Linked DNA regions of Mus musculus: region 2 is linked to region 1. A link is a contact called in ENCODE Hi-C or POLR2A ChIA-PET data. All regions are on one chromosome and are shown on one strand. Each heading gives the region's core, a stretch centred on a gene start or an enhancer-like site at or near the end of the contact. The rest is flanking DNA. Distances are from core to core; before and after follow the strand shown.

Region 1 (3,121 bases), core at 114-2,613:
TGAAGCCAGCATCACAAGAGCTCAGGGCAATGGGCTCATCATCAGACAGGAGCAGCTGGGGCTCAGGGAGGGAAAGGGACGGTGTGGCGCGCACTCACCAAGTATACACTGTTATCTGTTTTGGTCAAAATAAGGAAGTGTGTGACCCCCAGGGGGCCAGCCACTGCCACACAGTCCTTCAGGGAGTTCTTCTTTCGAACCTGATAAATGGAGAAAGAAACGGACACAAGGGGCTGGTGAGATGGCTCAGTGGGTAAGAGCACCCGACTGTTCTTCCGAAGGTCCAGAGTTCAAATCCCAGCAACCACATGGTGGCTCACAACCATCTGTAATGAGACCTGAGACCCTCTTCTGGAGTGTCTGAAGACAGCTACAGTGTACTTACATATAATAAATAAATAAATCTTTAAAAAAAAAAAAAAGAAACGGACACAAACATTGAGAGAAGACGTTTAAACGATTATTCTGAGATGGTATTTCTGACCACACACTCCTTTCTGGAGGTATTGGGGTTTTACCTGTACCCCTAAACTATTGCCCCAGCACTCAAAAATACTCTTTAAAAAGTATTTTTTACAAGCCTGTTGGGAGGGACGCAAAGATGGAGGTCAGAGGACTTCAGGAGCTGTTTCACCCCCTCCACTACGTGGGGCACAGGAATTGAACTACAGTTTAACAGCAAGCCCCCTTTCCCACTGAGTCACCTAGCGATTGCCCCCAAAGTATGACTTTCCGTTTTTTACACAAGACCTCACTATGTAACCACAGATGGTCTCTATGGTGATCTTCCCCCTCGATTCTATTCCCGATTTCGCCTGCACACCATTAAGCCTGGGTCAGAGGTGCTGGGGATTCAGCCAAGCCCTCCCACATGGAAGGCAGGCGCTCAGCTTCTGGCCCCAAGTCCTCGCCAAGATGCCGAGCCCCGAACCTGGAGCTGAAGGGCTGAGGGATACAGACCTGCAGGCGGGTAGCGGTGAGAGGTTCCATGACCCGCCGCACATCCAGGCTGAGCTGCCGGACATTGCGACCCGCTCGGCCTCGCGTGAACACGAACGAGTGCGGCTGTGCAGCGTAGGACTCGAGGTTGCGGAGCTGCGCCTGGGCGCGATTGCGCTTCTGATGTCGGGACTGCGGGGACGACAGGCAGGCGGTGAGCGCCCAAGCTTCGGCCGCGACCCCACCAGTGCCCCATGCCCGCCCAGGCCGCCGCGCCTCACCCGCCCGGACTGCCCCATGCTGCCTGCTTCCCCACGAGGCAGCCTCTGTATTCGCTTCCGGCGCACACCGCTCACTTCCGTGCAGGAGACGCAAAGAGGACGGACTTTACGTGGCCAACTTCCGGTGCCACGCGGCTCGTAACTCTTCCCACTTCCTGCGTGCCGGCCAGTGACGTCATCCAACGGTCCTTGGCTCCGGACGGCTTAAAGGACCGAGAATCCTTTCCAGGGGTCTTTATAAAGATGCCGTGGTCCTTTTTGCACAAAAGAGAGGGGCCTCACAATTATTTGAGGGTTCGAGTCCCTATCCTGAACGTTTCGGCAAGCGTACTGCCCCCTTTGTTTGGCCTTTCAGTTTTTTATTCTGAAACAGGATCTCACGCAGCCCACGCTGGCCTGCAACTAACAGAGATCCGCGTGCGTACACTGAGCGCTGGGATTAGAGGCATGTGCCACCCTTCCTGGCTGACTAAACTCACACAGATCCGTGGGCCCGTATCTTCCAAGGACAGGAACTAAAGACTTGTACCACCATGTCCACCCCCTCTCCAAATAGATTGTATTTATTTATTTATTTTTAAATATTTTTTATTACATATTTTCCTCAGTTACATTTCCAATGCTATCCCAAAAGTCCCCCATACCCTCCCCCCCACTTCCCTACCCACCCATTCCCATTTTTTTTTTTTTTTTGGCCCTGGCGTTCCCCTGTACTGGGGCATATACAGTTTGCGTGTCCAATGGGCCTCTCTTTCCAGTGATGGCCGACTAGGCCAATCTGTGGTGGTGCATATGAGGAGATCAGAGGGTCATTTTTAAGAGTTGGTTCTCAGGCTGAAGAGATGGTTCAACGGTTAAGAGCACTGACTGCTCTTCCGAAAGCCCTGAGCTCAAATCCCAGCAACCCCAAGGTGGCTCCCAACCATAATGAGTTCTGACGCCCTCTTCCGGTGTTTCTGAAGACAGTTACAGTGTACTTACATATAATAAATAACTCTTTAAAAAAAGAGTTGGTTCTTTCCTTTTGCCATATGAGGCCTGGAGATGGAGTTCAGATCCTCAGACTTGGTGGTAGGTGTCTCTACTCAACTAAGTCATCTTGCCAGACCTCTAAAATGTTTTAAAATATAATTGTGTTATGCTCATGGGTATTTTGCATGCACAGATGTTTGTGTGTCACTTCTGAAAAAGGAGCTGGAGTTACAGATGGTTGTGAGTTGCCATGTGGGTGCTAGGGATTGAACCTGGGTCCTCTGTAAGAGCAGCTAGTGCTCTTAACCCTGAGCTAGCTCTCCAGGCAATTTTATCGGCCAGTGACGTCAGCTTACCAGTATTGGATTCCCTTATGTTTTTCATTCATCTTTAGTTTGACTCCTTCATTTTCTCTTTCTTCCTTGCATCTATTTCCTTCCTTTGTTCCTGCCCCCACTTCTCTCTCGCTCATTCTTCTGCTAGTCCCATCTGTTGTATCTTAACAGCCATTCCTCTATTCTGAGGCCCTTAACATACCCCCAACTAAGTATCCTGGCACCCTGCCTTCTGTGAATAAAGATGCAGTCCTGATCCTGGGCACAGTGGTCCCTGACACTTGGGGCTCACGCAGTTGTCTGTCAGATCCTGAGGGCCATCTTTGCTCCCCAAAATCCTGTCTGCAGATGGGCAGAAGTGTGGAAACTTCCTCTGGAAGGCAAGCACTCTGAATCTTTCAAACCTTCCTCTCTCCCTTTAACCCCACCCCCCACCCCCATCTCAATTGCAGAACCTTGGGCTCTTCCCAAAAGTCCTTCAGTGAAGGGAAGAGCATTCACCCCAAGGCTTAGCATCTTATGTCCCTTTTAGGATCTCCCTCTGCACCTCCTATTTTGCCTTCCCACCCCATCTGGCTTCCTATTTTTTTTTAA
Region 2 (3,167 bases), core at 273-2,772, 260 kb before region 1:
TTAGCCAGGTGGTCCTGCTATATGCCTTTAGTCCCAGCATTTAATCTTCAGAGGCAGAGGCAGTCAGAGCTCTGAGTTCTAGGCTATTCTGGTCTATAGAGTGAGTTCCAGGACAGCCAAGGCTACACAGAGTAATTCTGTCTCAAAACAAACAAACAAACAAACAAACAAATAAATATTTTTTAAAATTTAAGGGCAGATCTGGTGTAGTGGGGCACACCTTTAGCCCCAGCACTGGGGAGAAGAGGTAGAAAGATCTGTTAGTTTGAAGTCAGCCTGGTCTACATAGTGAATTCCAAGACAGCCAGAGCTGTCTTATATACAGTGAGACTCTGGTGGGGGTGGGGGTGGGGTGGGAATTAAGGGCAAACATGATTAAAAAAAACAAATTGTATATTAATGTTTTGTCTGCAAGTATATCTGTCCACCACATGCATGCCTGGTGTAGTCAAAGGCCAAATGGGGACATAATATATATATCCTGGGTTGGACTTACAGATGGGTGTGAGTGGCCATGTAGGTGTTGGGAACAGAATCCGGGTGCTCTGGAAGACCAGCCAGTCTCCAAACTATTGAGCCAACTTTCCAGCCTCAATTTTGACTTTTTTTTTTCCATTTTTTATTAGGTATTTAGCTCATTTACATTTCCAATGCTATACCAAAAGTCCCCCATACCCACCCACCCCCACTCCCCTACCCACCCACTCCCCCTTTTTGGCCCTGGCGTTCCCCTGTACTGGGGCATATAAAGTTTGCGTGTCCAATGGGCCTCTCTTTCCAGTGATGGCCGACTAGGCCATCTTTTGATACATATGCAGCTAGAATCAAGAGCTCCGGGGTACTGGTTAGTTCATAATGTTGTTCCACCTATAGGGTTGCAGATCCCTTTAGCTCCTTGGGTACTTTCTCTAGCTCCTCTATTGGGAGCCCTGTGATCCATCCATTAGCTGGCTGTGAGCATCCACTTCTGTGTTTGCTAGGCCCCGGCATAGTCTCACAAGAGACAGCTACATCTGGGTCCTTTCGATAAAATCTTGCTAGTGTATGCAATGTTGACTTTTTTTTTTTAGAGTGTTGTTTGTATAACAACCCTGACCGTCCCTAAAATTACTCTGTAGGCTAGGCTGGCCTCGATCCGCCGGCCTCTGCCTCCGGAGTACTGGCATAGCGCCACTACCGCCCAGCCAATTTTGACTTTTTGACAGTGTCAATATGTAGCCCTGGCTGGACTAGAACTCCTGGAGAGCCACCTGCTTTTGCCTCTAGCGTACTTGGATTACCGTGGGCCACCACGCCCAACGCGACTAACCTTTTGTTTCTAAAGGATGGTCAGTCTGGTTTCGGCGGGAACTTCCAGAAGGCCTCACCACATACTCCTGGCCCTTTAAAGAAGACCTCCGGTTGCCAATGCCGCCGACTCCCGTTGCTAAGGACGTAACGTCCCGCGCCGACGCTGGGGCGGGGCCGTCCTGCGCGGCGCCCTGGGCGGAAGCGGAAGGGGCGGGGCTCGCCGAGCGGACTCTCTAGCCCTTGTGGGTCCCTGTTCAGCGCCCGGCCGTGTGGAGCCCCGGGAGCCAGTCCGGGCCTCCGAAGCGAAGATGGTGGACTACAGCGTTTGGGATCACATCGAGGTGTCGGACGATGAGGACGAGACGCACCCCAACATAGACACTGCCAGCCTCTTCCGCTGGCGGCACCAGGTGGGGCTGTGCGCGCTCATCCCCTTCCCCCCCACTCCCGGGACCCCCCGCTCTAGAGTTCTGACCTCTTCCCCAGGCCACCTGGCGTGGGGGCGGGGGAGACCTTAGTTATTGACATCTGGAGCCGCCTGCTCCACAATCTAGACTTTTCTCTTTCTTTTCTTTTCTTTTTCTTTTTTTTTTTTTTTGAAACAAAATTTCACTGTGTAACCTTCCCTGGCCTAGAACTTGCTGTGTAGAACAGGCTGGTTTCTAACTCACAGTGATCCTCCTGCCTCTGCCTTCCCAGTACTGGGATTAGAGACATGTGCCTTCATGCAGGGCCGGACTTTTTAATTCCATCCCAGGACTCCTGGCTTCTTCACCGTAATTCTTGACCTGTATCTCCAGGCGTTCTCTCTGTGCTATGGTTCTCTTCTGTTTGTAAGTTTATTTATTGTGTGTGTTCCCGTGTGCACGTGGCACAGCATGCCTATGGTGATCACAGGATAACTTGTAGAAGTTGGGCCTCTCTTTTCACCATGTTGGAACTGGCTGTGGAACTCCAGTCGCCCCACGTTGCCACAAGCACCTTTACACTCTGAGCCATTTTATCAGTTGGTAATACTTTAGTCAGAGTCTTGCCTCTCCCCATCCCCAAGCTGACCCTTGTGTGTAGGGTCCCCACTATCCTGTGCAGAACCTTCTGTTCTTCCTCAGAGTCTGGACCCCAGGTTCTGTTAGGTGATCTCATAGCCCAGCCACGCACCCACTTCATATTGCACGTCTCCCTTCTGCCTCTCCTCACTACTTAGAGTCTGGAGCCACAAAACTTCTGACTATGGCATCTATTTCCCAGGATCTTAGGCATGAATTTCTATTAAAGGCCCAGAGACGACCCCCTCCCCCCCCAACTTCCAAACTAAATGAGCCCTTAATTTAACTGTCAATCTTAGCTTGCAGCTGGGATTCCCCAGTCCAGGATCCCTTTCCCTGGGTTATAGACTTGAGTCCCACATGGGACATACCTGTAGAGCCCCCTTATCCTCTGTATTTGACCTCCATCTCCACTCTTGCCCATCATTCAGTTCCAGTGGCTCTCCTTATTCTCACCTCCTGTAGACTCTTATTTCCTGTTACTCCAGGAAACCCCACCCACCTAACTTCCTGTTAGAACCTCTGCTCCTTCTAGTATAGTAAGTAGACCCTCTCCTTCCCACCTTGGCTCCTATATGAACTGTAGCCATCTTTGAAAATTCACCAAACCAGGAGCCAGATGATGATGACACACATTTTTAATCCTAGCTCTCAGGGGGCAGAGGCAGGCAGGCCTGTGAGTTCAAGGCCAACCTGGTCTACAGAGAGTTCTACAGCTAGCTAGGGCTACACAGAGAAACCCTGTCTGGAGGGATGGGGCCGGGAGTCGGGTAGGATAAAGAGAGGGGGGAGGGGAGGAAGAGAAAGAAAAGACAGCTCACCAACCCAGAA

What was found. Hi-C counts contacts between places; a loop is a spot of excess contacts on that map. ChIA-PET counts read pairs that join two places held with the same protein, here RNA polymerase II (POLR2A).
Region 2: a map of CH12.LX shows a loop between it and region 1 (3-fold over the local background). The contact joins the promoter of Cdc37 here to the promoter of Ppan in region 1. A Hi-C loop is called at or near these places in 6 of 37 maps with a recorded cell type or tissue (CH12.LX, gastrocnemius, heart and 2 more). POLR2A ChIA-PET finds 5 or more read pairs at or near these places in 4 of 5 experiments (Patski and embryonic stem cell).

What each region holds. Positions count from the first base shown.
Region 1 is chr9:20,886,417-20,889,537 of GRCm38, reverse strand. It overlaps Ppan (peter pan homolog), which reads right to left and starts at 1,363. Exons shown (of 11, transcript NM_145610.2): 1 at 1,221-1,363; 2 at 961-1,131; 3 at 99-200. The coding sequence starts at 1,238. LOC115487308 (a small nucleolar RNA gene) reads right to left here and starts at 54; the gene lies at 1-54.
Region 2 is chr9:21,148,289-21,151,455 of GRCm38, reverse strand. It overlaps Cdc37 (cell division cycle 37), which reads left to right and starts at 1,522. Exons shown (of 8, transcript NM_001378796.1): 1 at 1,522-1,700. The coding sequence starts at 1,599. It overlaps Gm35977 (a long non-coding RNA gene), which reads right to left and starts at 1,488. Exons shown (of 4, transcript XR_870568.3): 1 at 1,310-1,488.